Linked DNA regions of Homo sapiens: region 2 is linked to region 1. The links are chromatin contacts, found by Hi-C in ENCODE. All regions are on one chromosome and are shown on one strand. The core of a region is the stretch at or near the end of the contact, and the rest is flanking DNA. Distances in the headings are between cores, read along the strand shown.

Evidence for each region. A loop is a pair of places that touch in the nucleus more often than their neighbours do. Pooled maps may share reads with other maps.
Region 2: a loop to region 1 is called in a pooled map, with 3 times the contacts of the local background. The contact joins the promoter of LINC01556 here to the promoter of ZSCAN9 in region 1. A Hi-C loop is called at or near these places in 1 of 168 maps with a recorded cell type or tissue (GM12878), 3 of 37 single-sample maps with no recorded cell type and 5 of 50 pooled maps.

The regions. Positions count from the first base shown.
Region 1 is chr6:28,221,193-28,227,754 of GRCh38, forward strand. It overlaps ZSCAN9 (zinc finger and SCAN domain containing 9), which reads left to right and starts at 4,083. Exons shown (of 4, transcript NM_006299.5): 1 at 4,083-4,174; 2 at 5,820-6,312; 3 at 6,498-6,562. The coding sequence starts at 5,893. RefSeq lists an enhancer at 3,888-3,987.
Region 2 is chr6:28,940,667-28,947,228 of GRCh38, forward strand. LINC01556 (long intergenic non-protein coding RNA 1556) reads left to right here and starts at 3,118. Exons shown (of 1, transcript NR_103538.1): 1 at 3,118-3,872. TRL-AAG2-2 (tRNA-Leu (anticodon AAG) 2-2) reads right to left here and starts at 3,037; the gene lies at 2,956-3,037. TRM-CAT3-1 (tRNA-Met (anticodon CAT) 3-1) reads left to right here and starts at 3,909; the gene lies at 3,909-3,981. It overlaps TRL-CAA1-2 (tRNA-Leu (anticodon CAA) 1-2), which reads left to right and starts at 387; the gene lies at 387-491. It also overlaps TRQ-CTG1-3. RefSeq lists enhancers at 1-161, 733-1,302.

The DNA of each region.
Region 1 (6,562 bases), core at 2,833-5,332:
ATATTTAACTCCCCGCCTTTCTCTCTGCTGAAGTATTTTAAATTAAATTATAGACATCATGGCATACCATCTTTGAATATTTCAGTACCCATCTCTAAAAAGTAAGAACACTTTCCTGCAGAACTACAATATCATTATCACACATAACAAAATTTAAAATATCACAGAGATTTTTCAGTGTATGCCCTTTTGTACCTCTTATATTTTGAATCCTTGGCTATGTAACTTATTCAATAAGCAATAAAATTTAAAATTAAAAATAAGCTGAATAAGACCTTTAATACTTAAAATTGCCAGAAAGCTATGGGAGCTGCTCCAGGCATCATTAAGGGACAGGAAAGGATTTACAAGAACAAGTTGAACTGTCTCAAAAAAAAAAAAAAAAAAAAAGGAAAAGACCAAATCATTTTATTTTAATACCCACCTAAGTTGAGGCTGGTGTAAGTGGGGCTTTCAACAAGTCAGTACTGACAGAGCATGGTAGGGATGAAAAGCCAATCCAAATCCCAAAATGTCTACTGCTTTGAAGAAAAGTTTTGTCCTCTCCATCATGGAAAGAGTTGAATGTAATCAATTTACCATCAGGTGGCTGGCTGTTTCCACTGTGATATTACATCATTTCTAGGGATTAGGATTGGTTTTGGCTCTTGCAAATTGGATTTCAACAGAAAAGCTTTTGTCTTGTTTTCTGAGCCTATGTACAGCCTTCATCATGGCAGCCATGGTCACTATGTTCAAAAGTTTCTTGAGCAAATGCTGAGATAGCTGAAAAAAGAGTTGCTGATACCCATAGAGCAGATTGTTAAGCAACAAAACTTGGGTCTGCTTCTCCAGTGCAGCAAAGTCAAACATTGACACTAGGATTTGCAGTGAGAGAAAGTAAGGCATTTATTGTAGAGCACCAAGCAAGGTTATTGGGCCACTAACACTTAAGATCTGAACTCTTTGTAAGATGGCTTACAAGCAAGAGTTTTTAAGGCATGGATGAGGGGGTTCTCCAATGTGAGCTAAAGGCTGGAAAATTTCTAGAACTTGCTTATCCATCTTCTGATTCCTGTCTGTCAAGGTCTATATGACAGTGATCAACATTTTCCATCTGGTGGGGGTCCTGGTTTCTGAAAAACAACTCAACTCAAGGACATATGTCAAATGTTATCTTTAGTTTCTATAAGGAAACAAACATCTCATGACTCTGACTCACTTGGGTGACTATTGTTTATGCTATTATTATCATCTTTTTTTTTTTTTTTTTTTTTTTTTTTTTTTTTTTTTTTGAGACGGAGTCTCGCTCTGTCGCCCAGGTCGGACTGCGGACTGCAGTGGCGCAATCTCGGCTCACTGCAAGCTCCGCTTCCCGGGTTCACGCCATTCTCCTGCCTCAGCCTCCCGAGTAGCTGGGACTACAGGCGCCCGCCACCGCGCCCGGCTAATTTTTTGTATTTTTAGTAGAGACGGGGTTTCACCTTGTTAGCCAGGATGGTCTCGATCTCCTGACCTCATGATCCACCCGCCTCGGCCTCCCAAAGTGCTGGGATTACAGGCGTGAGCCACCGCGCCCGGCCTATTATCATCTTGCTTAGCAGGTTATTAATTTATTTCCCTAGTTGCTGGTTGCAGGGTGCCTGGAATTTCCCTTGAAGGGACTCACAATTTTTCCTTTATTTTCATGCTTAAGGAGGGATCCCAGTAGGCTATGAAGAGGAGGAGTCCATGTTCTGTTTCACCATCATCTTGTTCACTTGCTTACTGAAACCCTCTGACACAGTGGGTTAATGAAGATTCATACAGGACACAAATATTTGTACATTTGATATCCATTCTAAGAGATCTATCCACATACGAGCTAGTTCCATCAATAATCTCTTTGTCACCAATCCTCCAAGTCCTTCCTTCCTTCCTTTTTCCCTGTCTCCCTCTTTTCCTTTCTTTCTCTCTCTTTCTTTCTTTTCTTTCCTTCTTTCTTTCTTTTTTCTTTCTTTCATTCTTTCTCTTTCTTTCCTTCCTTCCTTCCTTCTTGCTTGCTTTGTCTTTCTTTCTTTCTTTCTGTCTTCTTTCTTTTTGTTTTATTTCATCTTAATTTTTTTAGCTTATGGCATAACCCACAGCCGAGTTAGTATCCCAATATGCCTGCTTCTAGATTCAGGTAATCCTTAACCTTTTTGGTTGATTTTGCAGTCAGTATTTCTTGTCTTTGAGTTGGTGTGGCATTTTCAATATTCAGTACGGATTCCCAGTTATATGTTAAAAATAATCCCTTCTGTCCCAGGATACTCATCAAAGTACTGCTATAGTGGAATCTTCCCGGAAACAGACAAATGAAAGCCAGTCTCTCTCAGGGCTAACCATTGTGAAGTCCAACGTGCTGCCCACTTGACTCTGGGCTGGAGCCTGCCTGAGCCCTATAGTTGACCCACTTAGCAAGCACATATAAACCAGTGAGAGACCCTAACCAACTGCCAGTGAGACATTTAAGAAGTTTCATACAAATATTAAATTGCATTTACTTGTCACAGATGGTCATACAAAATGGAAAAGAATAACATATTTAAACAGTCTATTCAAGTCCAAGAGAAATTGAGCATTTACTCTCATTTCATAGTTTGTTAGGAAAGTTTGTAATGAGGGATTTGCAAGTGAACATGGTATGGTGGAAAAAGTGATGAGGATTTTTGAGCAAATTTTCTGCATGTTAGTGCTCTTATTGATTATATACTTATTGGATATTTGAAAGAAAAAGAAGTAAAGCATAAAGCTTGGGTTTATTTAATGCCCTCAGAAGGCTAGGTTGAGGAAAATAATAAAGAAATTTTCCGAGCTACTACCGTTTTGGAGTTAAAACAGATCATGGAGCCTCCATTAACACACAAGATACTTTCTTACTGCTTTAATAAAATAAATGATAAGATTCTGTTAAAACAAACAGAATATAGTTTAATCTACGTGACACCATCATTCTGGTTGGCATAGTAAAACTGATGAATGACTAACAGTACCTACAATTACGCTCTTTTGTACCAATAAAATTTATTTAAGGCTGGGCATGGTGGCTCATGCCTGTACCAGCACTTTGCCAGGCGGAGGTGGGAGGATCACTTGAGGTCAGGAGTTAGAGACCAGCCTGGCCAACAAAGCGAGACCCTGGTCTCTACCCCCCTCCCCCAAAAAAAATGCTGGGCATGGTGGTATGTGACTGTAGTCCCAGCTACTCAGGAGGCTGAGGCAGGATTGCTTGAGCCAGGAGTTGCAGTCTGCAGTGAGCTATGATGGTGCCACTGCACTCCAGCCTGGGTGACAAATTTATTTAATTGGTTTTGGTTTGATTTTGTATTATTATTACTAAAACTCCAGAAAACTTTTACAGCAAAAAAAAAAAACAACAAAAAACAAAAACAAGAAAGAAAGAAAAGGAAAGGAGGATGGGAGAAAGGCAGGAAGGGAGGGAGGAAGGTAGGAAAAGAGGAAGGGAGGGAGGAAAGAAGGCAAGCACGCAGGCAGATGCCTAAATAAAGAATACATAGGGGCCTGGACAAATAAATTGCTTTATGGACTGTTATGCACCCATACAATAAGTTAGACTTACATGATGAGTAAAGCTTTTTAGGATACATGAAGTGAAAACGTTAAAATAAGCGGGGGAGAAAAGGCTAAATATAAAATAATGCCATTGTGTGTGTGAGAGAGGATCACAATGATATACAAATTCCAGGCTAACGGTGACAGTGGCTGCCTCGGGGAGTGGGACTAAGGAGGGGTAGGTGGGGTTTGACATTTTACTTTATTAATTTTGGTATTGTCTGAGGGTTTTTAAACCATAAATAATGTATTAATTTTAAAAATGCTTTTAAAAATCATCATTTTCAATAGTTAACGGTCTATGCTTCATCAACGTTTTCCGTTTAAAACCTGTGTGCGGCCCACACACGTATGACATTCTGATTATGTGATTCACTGCTGAAAAAGAACTGGACGCCAGGAAATTGGGGGTTGAGTCCGAAGCAAGGTGAACGCCGGACATCGAGACATGGAATCCTAGACCGGCCCGGAAGTGCCTCTGCTCCGTCCGCCTTCGAGGAGAGGTCGGCATCTTTGTTCCCTGCCCGGCCATTGTTCGTGCCGCGCTTCTAGCAACGCCGGGCCGGTAACCCCCTCTCCCTCCTTGCGCGTTCCGGGTCTCGTGAGTTGGCTGTGGGGACCGGGAATGGAGGCGGGTCAGGGAGGGTGGGGCTGGAAAAGGGGTGTGGAAAGTGAACCTCAGCCGCTGGGAAGTGGGAGCCGGAGGAGGGGGCGGCGGTCAGTGCCGGGCGGCTTCGGGCGTCCCCTAGACCAGAGTGGTCATCCCCAGCTGTGGGGACATTGTACAAGAAAGGGTTGTAGGAGGACTGCGAGGCTGAAGGGTCACCTCGGTGAATAACGACAACAGGCTTAGGACTCAGGGAAAGAAACACCCGGGAGAGGAAGTTAAGGACAATTAAGACTTTGGCAGCCTTCACGATGGAGAACCTGTATACCCTCTTACCTCTAGATTCTGAAAGCAAATTAAGGGGCGTTGAATGGACTGGTTTTCAAGCGCAGAATGTAGCAGTTCCCGATTCCCTTTTCCTTAGTTCATTGATTCTCAAACCTTATAATACATACAAATCACTGAGGAGCCCGTTAAAGGGCATATTCTGGGTCTCCCTGTACTTCTCTCCACCTCCCAATTCAGATTCCCCAGATGTCTGCCATAGGGCCTTTCAAGCTGGAATTCAGCTGCTGCGCTGTGCTTCCTGGCATTTTGGAGACACACATTTTGGGAACACCCCCATGGGTTTCAGGTGCTTCCTGCGTCTGTGGAGAAAACTTTTCCCTTGGGCTTCTTTGGCTTCTTAGGATTGTCCTCAAAAAGAAGTTGACCTTGGGCAATCTACTTAACTTTCCCTGGCTTCCATTTCTTATCTAGTGAAATAATTATTATAATAAAACCTCAGTGGGTAATTGTGAGGATGAAATATAGTCTTGTATCTGAAAGCATATTGTAGACTTGTGCAGTGTTGACTGTTATTCTTCAGTAGCAGCAGGGCGGTGTGGAAAGCTCCAGGACTTGGAATCCACCTAAGCCTTTCTTTCTGTAAATTTAGTGAAAATAATACTAACCTTAAATGGTTGTTTTGAAGATTAAGAAAACTGAAGTAAATAGTAAAGTAAATGTTGGTTCGTTCATTTAGTCGACAGTAACAATATTTCCATTTATTCTTTCTCTAAGTTGATGTTTATACAGTGAGTTCAAACTTTTTATTCAGACTTTCTGAGTGATCGGTGCAGTCCCTAATTCATGGGCTGTTTTCCTCCATGAACTCTGTGAAGCATTATTGCTATTTCTTCTTCACATAAAGAAATCAAGATTGAAAGAAGATTTAAAAACTTGGCACAAGGTCACACAACTAGTAAATATTAGGATCAGAATAAAACCTAGGTCTGGGTCAGCTGTGGTGGCTGACGTAATCCCAGCACTTTGGGAAGCCAAGGTGGGAGGATCACTTAAACCCAGGAGTTTGAGGTTGCAGTGAGCTGTGATTATGCCACTGCACTCCAGCCTGGGAAACAGAGTGAAATTCCCCATTTAAAAAAAAAAGAAAGAAAGAAAACCCATATCTGGGTAACTTAAAAGCTTATGCTCTTAGCACATTATGAATATATATATTTCCATTATTTCCATCCTTTGGTCACCAAATCACTTTTCAGAGAAGAGCTTTAGGGCCTATGATAATTGCTTGTATTATCAGTTTCTGTCATCAGCTATTATCATTTTTCTATATAAATAATTTATTTTTACTGCTTAGGCAAGCGCCTCCAAGGTTTGTCTTGAAGCATAGCTCCAGCTGGAGGGTACCTTTTAAGCTGTTCAAGGTCAAGATGAATACAAACTCAAAGGAGGTTTTATCCCTGGGTGTTCAAGTTCCCGAGGCATGGGAAGAACTTCTGACAATGAAAGTGGAAGCAAAAAGTCACCTTCAATGGCAGGAATCCAGACTGAAACGCAGTAATCCACTGGCAAGGGAAATCTTCCGAAGGCACTTTCGACAGCTGTGCTACCAAGAGACCCCTGGACCAAGGGAGGCTCTTACTCGACTCCAGGAACTTTGCTACCAGTGGTTGAGGCCACATGTGAGCACAAAGGAGCAGATTTTGGATCTGCTGGTGCTGGAGCAGTTTCTATCCATTCTGCCCAAGGAGCTCCAGGGCTGGGTGAGGGAACACTGTCCAGAGAGTGGAGAAGAGGCTGTGATTTTGCTGGAGGATCTGGAGAGAGAGCTCGATGAACCACAACATGAGGTAGGAAGGGAGATTTGCTAGAGAAAAATGTGTATTTTGGCATGCCAAGAATCCTTGTCACTTCTGCTTTGTGTCTCCTTGACATTGGTGATAAAATACTCTCTTCCTGTTTCCTTCTTTCTTGGAAGTGTTTATTTCAGACAGTTAATTTCTTCAAAAGTCAAATCTTGTCTTTTTGTCCCCAGATGGTGGCCCACAGACACAGACAAGAAGTCCTCTGTAAAGAGATGGTGCCTCTAGCAGAGCAGAC
Region 2 (6,562 bases), core at 1,868-4,367, 720 kb after region 1:
GCATCTCGGGAACAGCCCCCGTGCTATGTGTTCTTTCTTGTCATGGATATGTGTTTTTTCTTGTCATGCTATGTGTTCTTTCTTGTTCAAGGCAGAGTCGCGGCTGGGTTGTTAGGATGCTCGCGCCCCTGTACCCGGGGCGTGCAGGGAAGTGTAAGAAGGGGGCGAAGGGCGAGAAACGCTGAATTCTAGCCTGAATTGGTAGGAGAGCCTCGCAAGCTGAGTCACGGTTCCTGATTCCATTTAAATAGAACGTTTTGTTCACTTGTAGGAATTTCCTTTTCCATTTCTTTCATTAAATCGCGAACGTAGTAATGACTTAACGCTGGTTACGCATTCATTACAATCGAAGATTATATTAATTTGCGATGGTAAGTGTCCCAGGTGTCAGGATGGCCGAGTGGTCTAAGGCGCCAGACTCAAGCTTGGCTTCCTCGTGTTGAGGATTCTGGTCTCCAATGGAGGCGTGGGTTCGAATCCCACTTCTGACACAACTATCTTATTCTCCTTTTACTCTACTTTCTCAGCCATTTCTGTGTTTTCATTCTTTCTACCTCAACTTTTTTTATTCTAACTAAAATGATACACTCTCAATGAGGTCTGCCCCCTTGCTTTTCAGTCTTGTTCGCTGTTTAGTAGTGAATCACGTTTTGCCCCGCTTTGGTCAGTTCGTTAAAAGGCGCATTCATTTACCACATGAGCACTCACCCAGAGGCGTACTGGGAGGAAACTAGACTAGGTAGGAATAGAAAGACATGTATACAGACTCCATCATTACATACTGGCCCTGAGCTCATAGGTTATTGGGACCGCAGATTACATGTTTTTCCTCACGGCCAGAAACCATCAAAAATAAAAGTGATGAAACTGAAATTGAAAGCAGCAAGGTTCACGCTCAAGGTTATCGGAAACAAGGCAAAAGGAGAGAAATGAAAGGTTCCACCGAGATTTGAACTCGGATCGCTGGATTCAGAGTCCAGAGTGCTAACCATTACACCATGGAACCCTACTTAACAAAAAATGGATACTCGATCCACCTGGGGTCTCTCTTGTCTTCTACTTACTAATTGATTTAAAGTAATTTTGCAGGGGCAGTTTTTTTGTTTTGGATGGCCAAACGCAGGGATGGGAGGGGTAGGGCTCACACACTGTTTCCACCGCGCCTTTCTCCCAGATTTCTTTCCATCCTTCGGGGCAGGGCAGTATACTGATCTGGGAATATGGTTATTCCTGGAGATTTTTATTTTCTTTCGTTTCCAGCCCACGAAAAGGTGAATTGAATTTTAGTCTCACGGTTTGAAAGGGAGAAAAGAGAGAAAAGAAAAAATATACTATCTACTTTCTACAGTCTTATTTATTCATTGTACGATACCTACAGATGCCTCTAGAACAACCTCCGAGTATCTTGGCACTGCCCCTCAGTTGTAACCATGGGCTTAAATTTTTAAAATCTGTCTCCCGCATTCCTCCAAAATGCCTTAAGTGCAGGGCTGAGTCTCAGTAGTCTTTGATAGCCCACGGTCTGCTACTTTGTAGAAGCTCAACCAATGCTTGTTGCATGAATGCATAAATGAAAGGATGAGTGAATGAATGAATGAATGAATGAATGAATACTCAGTGGGACAGCCCAGCTTAGACTTTTGGGAGACTTTAGACTTCTTTTTTGCCTTCACTTGCTAGGCTAAATTTTACAAGTTCAAAAGGGAATAATTATTTCTCCTCCTCCTCCTATCTTCTTTTGCCTTTCCAGGTCCCAGCTCCCAGGTGGACATCTTAGCGTCCAGATGACCCAACATATAGGTGTCCTTTAGTATGGATGACCAAACTAGGATGTTATAGTGCTGGATGTAGTAATTCATTTTTTCAAATCTTAACTTTATTAAGATAACATGGTTATTTATCTAGTAATTGTGAGAACAACATATAACAAATAGACCACATATATACGTAGCGTGTCTGGAAGAAATACTCAGATATAAATTACTACTTTAGTCAATCTTAATATTAATTATTTGTCAACTATGCTTAATGTGCCTCTCTAGTCTCTCAAGACTAAATTGCTAAGGAACCCTGGAATCATTTGCTGGCATTCATCCTTTCAAGCAAGGTGCCTGTTACAAAATATCTGCTCAATTAGTATGTATTGGATACATCTTTTGGAAGGTGAGGAAGGAAGCAGTGAAATTAGAAGACTTCTGCCTAGGCGACTGTAAAGTGCTCCTAAGCATCTACCCACCTCCCTGCACACAAAAACTCTCCATTCTATCTCCTCGAGTCTCCTAGCCTTAAAAGATGGTCTAAACTACCCCAGATCCAGGTAAATAACGGATCAAGTCCTTCTTCCCTAAAACAGGTGTTATTCTTTCTATTCTATGAGCCTCCACCTTATTTCTTAAAAAAAAAAAAGAAAAAAATGTTTACTGTTTAAGAAGATAACAGAATCTCAAAAGCTAACTCTTCAACTGTGTTCAACTAAGGACCTTAAACTGCTCTCTGAGGATAGGTGAAGCGGGAAAGGCTCTAGGTGTCTGGTGACTGTTTCTTTTGTTGGTTCGTTTGTTTTTTCAGCCTTAGCACATTTATCCCTTGGAGAAGACAATGGAAAATAGGGCAGATGAGCGTGCGTGGCTTATTTATTCTTGAGTCTGGAGTTAAGAAGGTTGTACTTTTTCCTTAGGATTGCCCTTGGTTGGTTCACAAATTTCGCAAAGTGAATGAAAACACATGAAGGCCACTGAAGGGAATAACTAGGGGACGAGATGTCTGAGCCCCTAAATCGAGAAACATTTGGGCACCGTTTGTGGGACTGTACATATGGGTGTTATCTGTGGCCCCTAGGAAAACAGAAGAGGAACCTGTCTCACTTAGGAAGCTGTGAGAACTGCCCACACAAGGCTTGAAAATGGAACTTTACTGGGTCAGAATGACGAGGGGGAAAAAAAAAATACCTCACACTGGCAGCGGTGGGATTCGAACCCACGCCCCCGAAGAGACTGGAGCCTTAATCCAGCGCCTTAGACCGCTCGGCCACGCTACCACCCACAGGGTGCGTCGCCGCTTTCAGTTTCACCCAAGTGACTGTCGCCCCTTTCCAGTCCTTTCATTCCCATTCCCACATCACCATAAGCCCTTCCCTCAGGCCCCTTCTTCAGCATTCCTTGCTTCTCAGCATAGCCCGAGAACCCCCGATCCCTGACACTTTGCTTCTTCTCAGCTCCCAGATGGATCCTGGACAGGATGCTGCAGGTGGTGCAGGAGGGGAATCCTGCCCCATTTATCATCAACACAGTAAAAAGGGGTCGAAGAGACCGAGAGCGCCAGAGGACGCCATGGGCTCCACATCCACTTGGATTCCAGGGAGTAAGCCTCTCGACTTCAGGAGTAAGCAAGGCCAACCGTTTGGTTTGAGCCTGTTGCTTCTAAGAAAAGCGAGGAAAAATCCTGAGACCTCCTCCCCTCGCCCTTCATCCACTTCAGGGGACCGAGTGTCTCCACGGAACTTCACAAGGGAGGAAAAGAGTGAACTCATTATTATTTGTCTTGTCTTCGTTTCAGAGGCGGTACATCTACGAAAGCCCTAATCATAGAGGGAAAGACTCCTCGTTCCTGGCCCAGAAATGAGATGAGAAATCCAGGGCCCCGTACAGGAAGGCCTTTCGCAAAGTCCAGACTCAATTGCCTTCGCAGCCCTTAAAGTTTCCTTAGGAAGGTCTGTGGGAGAACGAGGTTGGTTTAGGAATTGGCCCCTGCCTTGTACTACGTAGTTTTGTCATCCAAAGTGTTTTAGAAGTGAATTGAATCATAGTTACGCCTTATTTTGAAACACTGTAATTCAGAGAACGTAAAACCTTATTAAAATGCCTCATAATCATCTTGGTAGAGCCGTTGGTTAAGCGGGAGAGACAGTTGCCTCCTTAGCGCAGTAGGCAGCGCGTCAGTCTCATAATCTGAAGGTCCTGAGTTCGAACCTCAGAGGGGGCAAGGCGTCTGTTTTGCCATTTTACTTCTTCTTGATCCAAAATGAGTAAGACAACAAAGGAAGTTGACAAAACGTTGTTCTTTCTCTGCTTTCTCTATAGAAAAGTGTACAATATGTCTGGTAAGGGAAAAAAAAATCTAAGGACATTGCTTTGATGGAACAGAACGGGTAATTGCTGTTTAATAGAACCATGTTCAGTTACAAAACAGTGATTTTCACTAAGAATTAAATTCTCCAAAATTCTCATCTCCCCTCCCGCCCTGCATACCAATTGGAGATAGAGCTGGTAGCATTTTCAAATGTTTTTCAGATATGCTTGGCAATTGTCTTTGTTTTAACAACACCAGAGTCAAGAAACTTGCCAGTTTTAGAGTGCTGAGATAAGAAAAAGTGGGTGGAGGGTTGTACTAGGGGTGTGGAAGGTATAGAATCTAATTATCAATTACTGACTTGGTTATCTTTTACCATTCTTCTGGAATGGCTTACCACCAGGTTGCCACCAATAACATTCCATATGAAAAAAGAAAGGAAACAAAAAACTGACAAAAAACTCCCCCCTCAGTCTCATTGCATTGGACCTTTTCTCTTGCTTCCAGTCCTGTTGACTGGATCTAAATCATCCAAACTACCAGATGCAGGAAGGGGTAAAAAGAGAAACAAGAAGTGAAGAAGATAGGCTGATATTTACAGTCAAGATGAGCCCCTGACTCAAATAATAATGAGCAAGACTGATCATTAATGTCCTGCTCTTGAGTCCTACTTTGTTCCAAGCTGTGTTCCTATTAATCCATTCCCTCTCAGCTTTAAAATCACCCTTATATACTTTGTTTTGTGACATTGGGGCTGGGCGCCTGCAAATGATATTTCCCAAACTCCTTTGCCCATTGGCTTCCTCTTGTGTTCTGTCAATAAGAGGAACCAGAAAGAGACTAGAAAGCAAGAGGAGAGAAGCAGGGGCTGCTTTCTAAATTTTGTTCTTCCTGTCAGGTCACTCCAACAATGGCAGTTGAATCCCATCTCTATTTGTTCTCTTCATGCATTCCAGAATGTCTCACTGTCCATTACATAAGTAAGTAGTAGTCCAGCTGCAGCGCGTCCTCTTTAGCACTCCAGGATGCCTTTCCTCAGTGGTCTCAACCTCTTCCTTTTTGTTCTTCCAGCCCTACAAGGTGGTAGCTACTTCCCAGTAGTTATCACCTCTGAGTTACCATGGTGTGCCCAGTTGAAATACCTAGTCTTATTCCTTTTTTTTTGAGACAGAGTCTTGTTCTGTCACCCAGGCTGGAGTGCAGTGGCACAATCTCAGCTCGCTGCAACCTCTGCCTCCCGGGTTCAAGCGATTCTCCTGCTTCAGCGTCCCAGGTAGCTGGAATTACAGGCGCCCGCCACGACGTCCAGCTAATTTTTGTATTTTTACCAGAGACGGGGTTTCACCATGTTGGCCAGGCTGGTCTTGAACTCCTGACCTCAAGTGATCTGCCCGCTTCGGCCTCCCAAAGCGCTGGGATTACAGATGTGAGCCACCGTGCCCAGCCTTATTTCTTAACTAGACCCTGAACCACACATAGGGGGTGCAGGGATAGCACTCCACACAACAGAAAAAGCTTCTGCTCTCATGGAGTTTACATTTTAGTGGGGAATGATAAAGAATAAATTCAACCAGATATATAAAATGTGAAGTAGTGATACATGCCATGAAGGAAAAGAGCAAGAGAATGGAGAACAAAGGGGAGGGGATTGCTTTATAATAAAGGGTGACCAAGGAGGCCTTCCTGATAAGGAGGCATCTGAACAGAGACTTGAAGGAAGTGAGTGAGTGAGCTGTGAGGCTATCAGGGAGAAGAGAATTTCAGGCCAAGGGAACAGTAATTACAAAAGGCTTGGCAGGAATGCCATTGGCATGTTCAAGGAACGAAGGAGGAGACTAGTGCAGCTGTAGGTCAGTAAACAAGGGAGAACTTGATAGGAGATGAGGGGGTTAGATACACATAGACCCTACAGGATGCACATAGATCATGCAGGGTCTCAGAGGTCATGATCATGTTCAGAGAGGGAATTCGCTGCATAGGGGAGAGAAAAGACAACAGTGATTTAAGTTGTGGAGGTCAGCCAGACCTTGAGAATATTCTGATTCATGAGTCTGAGATAGAATCTGTGAATCTTTTTTTTTTTTTTGAGATGGAGTTTCACTCTTGTTGCCCAGGCTAGAGTGCAATGGCACGATCTCGGCTCACGGCAACCTCTACCTCCTGGTTCAAGCGATTCTCCTGCCTCAGCCTCTGGAGTAGCTGGGATTACAGGCATGCGCCACCACGCCCGGCTAATTTTGTGTTTTTAGTAGAGATGTGGTTTCTCCATGTTGGTCAGGCTGGTCTCGATCTCCTGGCCTCAGATGATCCATGCACCTGGGTCTCCCAAAGTGCTGGGATTACAGGTGTGAGCCACTGCAACTGGCCTGAATCTGAGTTTTTAACAGTGACTCCAGGAGATTTGAATGCCATCAGTGTGGCAACATTTTGGAAGCCCCAGTCAAGGACTTACTCGGCCTATATTCATTTATCCTATGTTGACCGTCTCTGGAGA